2 separate regions of the Homo sapiens genome follow, and region 2 is linked to region 1. A link is a loop called in an ENCODE intact Hi-C map of the cell type or tissue named here. Cell type or tissue: HCT116. All regions are shown on one strand.

Region 1 (5,000 bases):
TTGGCTCCTCCTGAGAGAGAGGATAAAGAGAACACATCATTCCATCACTCACTCATTCATTCACTCACTCACCCACTCCTTCCCTCCCTGCCCTATCAGGCAGGCCTTTCCAGGGACCCTCTGGGAAGCAGGCAGAGGTGTAGTGCAGGGATATGCCCTTTTGCAGCTCACAAGGGAGGGGACAGAGTGCTACCAAGCAGACAAGCAGAAGATCTGTCATGTCAGATGTCAACAAGTGTGCTGGAGGAGGAGAAGGCAGGGCAGCACCTGGGGGAGGGCCTCACTGAGAAGACAGCCCGTGAGGAGGCTGGCATGGTGAGGACTGAGTGGATGTGGAGGATGGGGAGAGGGGAGGCAAGGAGGCCAAAGGCCCAGCACCTATAGGCCTCAGCAAGAACCGTGGCCTTTATTTAGGTGAGATGGTAGTCACCGGAGGATGTTAAGCAGAGAAGGGCCACAGTCTGACTCATACTTTAACAGCCCTCTCGCCTCCGTGTGGAAACAGACTGGGTGCAGGAGAGAAAGCGGGGCCTGCCAAGGAGGCTGCTGCTGCCATCCCTCAGACGCTGGTGACAGCTGTGCAGCTGGAAGGAAGCCATATAATCCTGGCCACACTTAGGAGGAGAGTGGCTGGGCCACGTGTGGGTATAGAATGGAGAGGGGCTGGAGGATGCCCAGCAGCAGGAGGCCGGGTTCCCTATGCTGAGGAGGGAGGGCTGAGTCCGGACAGAGCCCAGCTTGTGTGGGGATGGGTTTGGCATCTATATGGGGCCCTGGAGAAAGCACAAGCCACCTGAAGCTGGCACGGGGAGGGTGGCCTGGGCTCCGTCCTCCCCAGTGGCGGGGCAGGGTCTGCGAGAGGATGTGTGTGTTTAGAAATCTGCTCCAAGCGTGGATGGGAGAAGATAAACTCCACACACGCTGATGGAGGCTGGGAAGCACTGCTGGAGTTGGTATCAGGTGACAGGCATGGCTCAGGCAGGGATCAGCCTGTCTAAAAAAGGGCCTGCTGTGCTCTCAGCAAGGAAGATTGCCATCCAGGGTCAGAGGCTACTGTGATGGACAGACAGACGCCATTCCGAAAACATCGGATTTATTAGGATTAGCTGTAGTGTACACTGATTCCTTTAGCTCTAAATGGATACATATGTGCCCCGCAGACAGTATACACGCAGGGATGTGACTGAGCCACAGTGACATAGCAAACCCAACAGCTGGCTTGTGAAGCCATCGTGATCCCAACAAGGTCTATGTTAGCAATTGGTGAAAGAAGAAGAGAGTGAGATGGGACCCAGGTGGGCCTGGAGGTGGGATCCTGTGGGTTTTCAGAGCACCCACCAGTGCTCCCTCGGTGAGCCCAGCACCACCTGGAAGTGGAGGGAAGCTGGGTCGCTGCTGGAAGGGAGGGAGGCTGACTCTCTACCCCTCACCTCTGCAAGGAACTGAGGCCTGTAGGGTTGCGGCTGTCACTGGCTACAGGCGGCATCTTTCTGTAAAAAGCTTTTCAGGCATGAAACCCATTTCTGTATGGACTGGGCTGTGTTGACGGTGGTGCTTGGGCCTTGTGTGCCAGGCCTCTCTGGGTCCCCTCCCTGGCCTTTGCCTTCCTCTCACCTTCTCGAGGCCAAGCTGTGCGAGACCTGGCATTCCTTCCAAACCTCAGTTCCTCCACGCCCCTGCGCTGGTGTGACTCCAGAGCTCAGAATGTCAGCACGGAGCCGTCAGTATCGAGAAGGAACTCAACGCAAGGCTTCACAGCTTTCCAAGGACAGGGACCGGCTCTGGAGTGGCCGTGCGTGAGATGTCAGGCACGCTCACACGCAGGGTCCTGTGTTGGCTCCTGACCCAGCAGGGGGACATGGTGGGCGGATGTACCAGCCCTTCTGGATAACATGACAGTCCCAATTTCAGGAAAGTTTTTATTTTAAATATTGGTGATTCTTTAACCAGGAATGCAAATGCTACTGAAGTGCTGTGTGTGTCTCTGTGAGAGCCTTCATATAAATAAATTCATGCATCTAAAGAGTCCCTGGTCAGGCCGCATGCTGATATTCAATTTGGGGAATGGTGATGCCACCACATGCATCTGGGGGAGGCAGCAGGGAGGCGTAGGGACTTTGTGTGGCCTGCTCTATCACAGCTCCTGGGAGAATTACAGATCTGAGCCCAGGGCATCTCTGGGCTTTTGGAAAGGGTTCCTGCTTTTCCTGAGTTCCCATGGCTGCCCTGCTGCCGGGGCTGACTAAGCAGGCGGGGCTGGCTTTCTCAGTGCATATTTTACATTTTTCTCCTTCAAAGAGAAGCCAGGGAGACAAGCTGGAGCTACAGAAGGTGCTCTGTGGGGACTTGGGCCGGGTCAGCAACCAAGCCCCCACCTGCCCCTTGTGGGGTGAGGGCTTGGCTCCTCCCCCAGGGCACAGAGTGATCTTCAGCAGGGTGACCCGTTCCTGGCTCTCATGGTGTGATCAGGGCTGCTGGAGGGAGGGTGGAGGGGCACACTCTCCAGGAACCAAGGTTAGCCTCCAGAACAGGGCCTGGGAGAGCAGTGGCAGTTCCCGCTGCTGGAGGAAGAAGGGCGGGAGCCCCTGAGGCCTAGACTTCATGTTGGGGGTCCTGGTGGGAAGTGGCCTCTCCTCTGTGGCCCCAGAACCCCTACATTGCACCTTCTGCAGGGCTTCAACGGTGGCAAAGCCCTGACCAGGGTCATATTTGCACTAAGGAGCCTCCTGAGGTAACAGCAAGTCCCATTTAGAAGGGGAAAGTATTCCCGAGGCGGGTGGTGAACCCCACTTATTGCTGGGAAAAAGTGAGGCCAAGGGCAGGGCTGGGGTGGTATTGGCACCTGAGAAGGGCAGGCTAGGCCCAGGGCCTCAGCTCTGAATGATTGGCTGATGCCAGCCTTGGCCTTGGGTGAGGCCTGTCCCGGCCTGTCCTGCTGTGGCCTGGGGCAGGGCTGGGGGTGCCTCCAGTCCCTGCTCTGGGTCACCGAGTGCTCCATGCAGACCTGGACAGGAAGGCCTGGCCTGCTGCTGTGCTGGGCCTCTCTTCTCCTGCCACCAGAGGTAGCTGTGCTGCTAGCACTGACACTCCCAGGGTAGCTCTGGGCCATAGGCAGGCCCAGGCCCAGGCCTAGGGATCATAGCCCCATAGGGTGCCACTGCTCCATGGTCCCTGGTGGGCAGGAAGAGCACTGGGCCTTGCCCATAGGAAAGGCCCAGCCAAGTCCCCTCTCGGGGGCTGCTGGCTTAGCTCCTAGAGCACAGAGCCCTCTGGCCCCACCACTGCCGGCCCAACCTGTCCAGTTCTGTACAGTAGCATCAAGCTCTGATTCCCTCAAACTCCCCTTGCTCCCTCCCACCTATCCACCAAAATAGTCTCTGCTTTAAAATATACATTATATATTAGACATTTCATCTTCAATATGATTCTCTCATAGCATCAGGTAAAATTAGTGACTCTAGAGGAAAGGCAGCCTTTGTGAGTACAGGCGGCACTCGGGGACCAACCTGAGCCTCCCCCTGGCAGGAGGGGAAGGGCAGGGGACAGAGAAGAGCCTTGGTTTCCTGCTCAGTTCTCCTTCTGGGCTAAGCCTCACCCCCCGCCCCTCTGCAAAGCCTGGTCTCAGGCTAACAAGGAGCCCACAAAGTCATGGGTGGCTGCTCATTTTGAGGAAGGGCTGGGCATTTTCTGAGCCTCAGAGGGGCACGTGAGTCTGCCCTGGGGAGCTGGCCCCTATGGAGACAGCAACCACCTCATCACACGGCCAGAGGAAGGCCACCAAGCGGAGGCTGGTCAGAGAGGGCGCTGGGGCGTGAGCGAAGGGTGGGCAGGAAGGAGGCGCCTCCAGTTATTGCAGTCTGGTGTCCTGGGAACACCAGGAATTCCTGGAACCCTTGTGGGAGCTGGGAGAGGCAGGGCAGAGGCTTGGCTTTGTTTTCAGTGGACATTTTAGCACATTCTTTGTGGAAAATCACCTGGGACCTTTCTCTTTTTTTGCATAAAGTGTCTAACCATTAAGGTAGGTCCAGTGTCTGATAGTCTAATGTATAACAAAAATGTCTGTTATTTTTTAGAAAATTGTGCTAAGGATTTCTCCAATTTCTGATTTTTTTTTTTTTTTTTTTTTGGCAAGCCATATCTGAGAAGCCATCTCTGCCCTTCCCCTGCCTGCATCCCCCAGACCATGAGCCGGGCACCGGCCAATGCATTCAGGGTGGGGACGCAGTTCCTGCCGTGGCTGTCCTTTGAGAGACCCACATGTTTATTTCATGGAAGACGGAGTTGGTGACTTCAGGAAGCTCCTTGTGGAGAACATGGTAGGCACCTTCATAAATCTGCAATGAGGAGAGACACGGAATCAGAGCTGCACCATCAGAGGCAGGTGCAGGGAGCGGAGACCGTGGGCAGTGGGCAGGGGTCTGCAGCATTCTCCGGACCCTCTCCCTATGCCCGAGGACCTGGCCCTGACCTCCCATTATTAGGAGGCCAACACCTTTCTATCAGAAGATGGTTCAAATGTGTTACAATGTCCCAGTGTGTTCTCGAACTTCCTTTCTCAAATGCAAACCTTCCCTCACTCCACATCTCTCCCCATCCCTGGACCCGTTTCTGTGTCTCTGAGTCAGGCAACCTTCTCAAAAGAGGGGGTTCCACTCCCGGCCTCACATCCTGACCTCCACGGGGTCCTCAGCTCATCCCAAGCCGACTTCCACTCCCGCCAACCCACGGTGGCTAGCCTGGCGAGGTCTCCAGGGACCTCCATTGCTGTGGCAGGGGACACTGTGCTGGTCATTCATAAGCTGCTCACTGTCACCTTCTAGAAACACTTTCCTCTTGTGGTTCCATGGCTTTAACTTTTGATTTTCTTTCAACCTAGCCGGCAGATCCTTCTCAGTCCAGGCTCACCCCACCCACTGGCCTCTGCAGGCGGCTGGACTACGGGCTTGGCTGTGCCCTCCTTCACTCTCCCTGGTCACCTTGTCCAGTCCAGTGGTTTTAAA
Region 2 (5,000 bases), 140 kb after region 1:
TTTGACTATGATGTTTCTTGGTATGGGTTTCTTTGGGTATATTTTATTTGGAATTCATTCAGCTTTTTTATTTATAGTTTTTTTTTGTCTCCTGCCAAATTTGAGACATTTTCAGCCATTACTTATTTGAGTACTTTTTCAGCCTCATCCTCTTTTCTCTTCTCCTTTTGGACTCTGATGACATGAATATTTGAGCTTTTCTTATAGTTCCGTAGGTCCCTGAAGGCTCTGTTCATTTTGGTTTTTTTTTTGTGGGTTTTTTTTTTAAGCCTATTTTCTCTCTGTTATTCAGATGAGTCATTTCTATTGTCCTATGTTCCAGCTTATTGCACTGTTCCCTCTATTTCACCTTTGAGCTCATCCATTGAGCTTTTTATTTCAGTTATTGTATTTTTCAACTCTAAAATTTCCATTTGGTTCTTCTTTATATCTTCTATTTCTTTGCTAAGAATTTCTATCCCTTTGCCAAGACTTTTTATTTTTCATTTGTTTCAGGCATGTTTATAATTGCCTGTTGGAGAACTTTTATTGTGACTGCTTTAAAAATCTGTTTGTTTTCCTGTTGGTATATATTGTCTTCTCTAATCCAGTGTTAGATCTTTCTGGTTCTTGATAAGATAAATGATTTTCTATTGAAACTTGGTCATTTTTGTATTATGTCATCAGACTCTGGATCTGATTTAAACCTTTTGTTTTACCTGTGTTTCTCTAGAGTCACAAATGTATAAGGCAAAACAAAAAACCCAGGGAACTCACCACCATGTTGTTCCTCAGGTCCTGAGGTCCCCAGCAGGTTTGCCTTTTATCTCTTCCTTTCAGCATCCTCTTACGTTGGTTGTATACATAATGTCCAGGGTTTTTAGTCATATTTAGTGGGAAAAGTAGGGAAAAGCACATCCACTCCACCTTTGCAGATGTAGAAGTCTTGTATCTGGCTTTTTATTTCAGTAGGGAAATCAGTGGGCCACCAGGCCCCTACTTGCCTGTGTGTCCACCTAGATCTCTAGGGCAGGATTATTCTAGATGCAGTGATCTCCAAGACAAGTGCTGGTTGTCAGGCTCTGCTCCTACAGCCTGCGATGAAAAGGTAAGGGTTGCAATTCAAGTAAAGGTGACGTCTTTCTGCCCCTACAAGTTGATATGGTTTGGATCTGTGTCCCCACCAAACCTCATTTTGAACTGTAATCCCCAATGTTGAAGGTGGGGCCTGGTGGGAGGTGAATGCATCATGGGAATGGATTTCTCATGAATGGTTTAGTGCCATCCCCCTTGGTATTGTCTTGGTAATAGTGAGTGAGTTCTCGTGAGATCTGGTTGTTTAAAAGTGTGTAGCACCTTTCCCTCTCTCTCTTGTTCCTACTCTGGCTGTGTAGGACGTGCCTGCTTTCCTTTCACATTTTGCCATGATTGAAAGTTTCCTGAGGCCTCCCAGAAGCAGAAGCCACTATGCTTCCTGTATAGCCTGCAGAATCATGAGCCAATTAAACCTTTTTTCTTTATAAATTACCCAGTCTCAGGTATTTCTTTATAGCAGCATGAGAATGGGCTAAAACACAAATGTTCTTGTGTGGCCTTCAGAGATGCTCTGAGGTTTGAGGAGAGTAGAACATACTGGAAATACCTGTGAAGAGAAAAGGAGAAAGAGCAAGCCGGGAGATAGTAAGAAGACCAAGAGTTTCTCTTATTAGCAGTTTTAGTGTATGTGATATTGCACAAGAATTTGGGTGGTTGTATACTTCAATTATAAACCACTTCTAATGGGAAAGGAGTGGAGGTTGGGAATGGAAATGGTACTGAAAATGAATGATAGAGGAAAAGCAAGACTGTACTATCAAACTTAAGGGGAAATAAAGTTGGGCAAAAATACCTAAGCCTCAGAAGCAAGCTCCACTGACTAGTGGTGCTACTTCCTGGTGAGTTACTCTATTTTGCTAAGCCTGCCTCCTCACCTGAAACAGGGGAATGTGGATAGGAATACCCCCTCTAGGGCCTTGGTTAAGATGGACTGAACATCAGCATGGTGCCTGGTGGCTAGTCAGCTTGTATTAAGTCAGGGGTGGCAGCTTGGGGGCCTTCATGTTAAGTCTGACCCATTAAAAAGTATTTCTATATCTGAAATGGTTTTTTTAATGTGAGTTTTAAAAATTGGTGATTTCACATGCAAATCCAGATTCCTAGCTTTTCTCAAAGAGCAGAGGGATATGGTTACACTGGACTGTTAGTGTTGGATGATGGGTTGAGCATGAGGTGCCTGCAGGGGCAGATGGATTTGAGGATCTAGAGCTGAAGAAGAAGGTCAGACCGGAGACAGAGATGTGGGTGTTGGCCGGAAATGGCCCTTGCAGCTGTGGGGGAGAGTGTGCTGACCCAGGAGAGTGGGCAGGTAGAGGTGTGACCTGGCAGCCTGCATACTGCACCTGGTCAGCAGGAGATTTGACCTGCACAGTGCTTTATTGATATTTGGTTGAATTAGTAGCCAATTTCTGAAAATCAGGGCATTTCACATAGCAATGCTGGTTGTGTAAAAGGCCAAAGGTCTGGCAATATGGGCTTCCATCTGGGCGGGCAGCAGCCTGCACTGAGGCTGGGGGGAGGCTGCCCCCTGCAGGTGGTGCATGCATTTGCCTATCGGCCCACTCTGCCTGGCCCACCTCCAAAAATGCTAACTCTCAGATTTCTGATTTATTTTACTGGGTGGAGCTTTTCTGAATTGTGAAACATGAAGGAAGAAGGGGAGGTTTTGATGGTGATGGGCAGAAGCATGATGTCCAATTCATTCAAGGCTTTCTGAGTTCTCCTTGGAACAGCTAAGTGGAGAGGCCTGATTGCCAATGGAAGATGCAGTAGGATGCTCAAGATGGAGACGAAGGTTTGGAAGCCGTCGGCCATTTATTATCACTGAAATCATGGGAGTGAATTCAATTGCTCAGGGGATGTAGACTGGAAGGATAAGCAGGCCTAGGAGAGATCATCGTGAAGAGGAGAAGAGTTTGCAAAGGTGATAGAGACAGAGGTGGATGATCCAGAAGGTGTGATTGCAGAGAATCCAAAGTTGCATCATATTCCAAGAAGAATATGTGGCCAAAAGAGTCTAATAGCTCCCAGCAGTCAAGCAAAAGACAAACTGAGAAATGTGCAATTGACTTAATGACAAGGTCATTTTTGACCCTGGAGAGAACCCAGTTCATGGATTAATCAGGGTAGAGGCCAGCTTGTGCTTATGTATGAAGTGAGTGGACAATAAGTGGAGACAGCAAGTGTAGATAACCCTTTCAAGATATCTTCTGTGCAGAAAAGGCAAGAGTGCAGTGGCAAGGACTATGGGCATTTGAGGCAGACAGCCTGGGTTCAATTACCAGCTCGGCTAATGTTTAACTACATGATCTTGGGCATGTGACTTACCCTCTTTATATCTATATGAAACAATGGGAATTAAGATTATTGCCTATTTCATGGGACTGAATGGAATAACGTTGGTCAAGTACTTAGCACAATGCCTGGCACTTGGTAAGAAGAGTGCAATAAAATTTCATTACTATTAATTTAAGTGATAGATGCGTGTGTTAAAAATTCAAATGAGAATCAAAATGTTAACAGTGAATTGTGAGTCTCCATCCCATCCCTGTGCCTTGGTTCCTGTCCCAGGTTCTGTGTGGCCTTCCAGAGATCCTCTGAGGGTTGAGGAGAGTGGGACTTCACTGGAAATACCTGTGAAGAGAAAGGGAGAAAGAGCAAGCTAGGAGACAATAAGATGCAAAGGCATCAGGGGAATGAAAGTAACTGGCTTCCCGGGGACTCCAGTAGCCAGGCTGCTTAAAGAGGCAAGACACAAACTGGAGAGTCTGGGAGTTAAGGACAGAGCTTGAGAAACATCTCCTCAGTAAGGGTGGAGATTTGTTGCATCAGTGGCCCCAGTAAATGGCCTGCTTGTTCCCATGCTCTTTGCACTGACTTGGAAGCTCTTCCCATCGAGAGGTGAAGTCTAGTTCCAATACCTTGAATCTGCATTGGCCTTGACTTGTTCTGGCCAACAGGGTGTGGTGGGAATGGCACTGTGCCAGTTCTTCTTGATGTAAGGCATCAAGAAGCCTTACATGCTCACTCTTTCTTCACTCACCCCAACCCTTTCCTTTGTCATGTAAACCAGCCTGGACTAGCTTGATGGAGTGATGAGGCCCATGGAGGAAGCCAAGGCTCTCTACCAGACAAGCAACCAATCCCCAGAAGCAGATCTGCCCTTGTGACCTGCAGCTACCCACAGATGCATAAGGGTGCCCAGCAGAGACCAAAAGAACCACCTTGGCTGAGCCCAGCCCATGTTGCTGCCCCACAGAATGATGAGATAAATGTTTGTTGTTTTAAGCTCTTAAGTGTTGGGGTGACTTGTTATGCAGCAGTTGCTAGCTGATGCAGCAAGTTGTGCATTGCATTTGCCATCTCACACATTAGAGTTATCCCATCTCTACAATCACTGTGGGACCTGGGAGGTGGAATTCAACAGTTCTAAATCAAAAAATGTTTAAAATTACTGAAAATTTGGATGGAGGAAGAAAAGGGAAAGAAAAAGCACTTTGCACGATATATAATATCTACAAGATATGTTTACACGTGACAGAACAATCAAATTAATCAAATAGGATGTACTCAGTGCTATAACTAGAAATCATAAATATCCTTAATGTTGGTATGGCAGGGTTTATTGACTCCATTATTCTACCTTGTTGAAGTGTGTAGAAAAATTTTCCCCAAATCGTTTCCACCTTGGCACCCTTTAGCAATTTTTCCATGAAGTCTTAAATTCTTTCTGCATAGGAGATTTGGGGCCATTAACGAGCATGGTTGAGAAAGGAACTATGGTCATTAGAGGCCCCCAGACAGCTAGGTATTAAATGTGAATATAAGCTCTTAAACAATGTGTGTGGGTGCAGAAAAGCTCATTTTCTCCCGTTGAATGCTCCTGAGAGTCGACTTGGCCATCAATTTCTTCTTCCATGAGGACA

The links. Hi-C counts contacts between places; a loop is a spot of excess contacts. Peaks named below come from ENCODE experiments on the same cell type or tissue, not always from the same donor. Only the 100,000 strongest peaks of a DNase experiment are listed, where the experiment ranks them.
Region 2: a loop joins it to region 1, with 9 times the contacts of the local background. A loop is called at or near these places in 76 of 110 quality-filtered maps.

What each region holds. Positions count from the first base shown.
Region 1 is chr3:127,687,990-127,692,989 of GRCh38, forward strand. MGLL (monoglyceride lipase) reads right to left here. Exons shown (of 8, transcript NM_007283.7): 8 at 1,077-4,334. The coding sequence ends at 4,209. Among named protein-coding and RNA genes, the nearest start is that of ABTB1, 18 kb to the left of the region's middle. RefSeq lists enhancers at 1,213-1,718, 1,719-2,224. In HCT116, a CTCF peak has its summit at 3,037 (motif pointing right); a DNase peak (open chromatin) is centred at 3,092; H3K4me3 peaks cover 632 bases; H3K27ac peaks cover 680 bases.
Region 2 is chr3:127,829,425-127,834,424 of GRCh38, forward strand. It overlaps LOC107986129 (a long non-coding RNA gene), which reads right to left. Exons shown (of 5, transcript XR_001740896.2): 5 at 2,871-3,708. Among named protein-coding and RNA genes, the nearest start is that of MGLL, 9.4 kb to the left of the region's middle. In HCT116, a CTCF peak has its summit at 2,612 (motif pointing left); no DNase peak of the experiment used is centred here.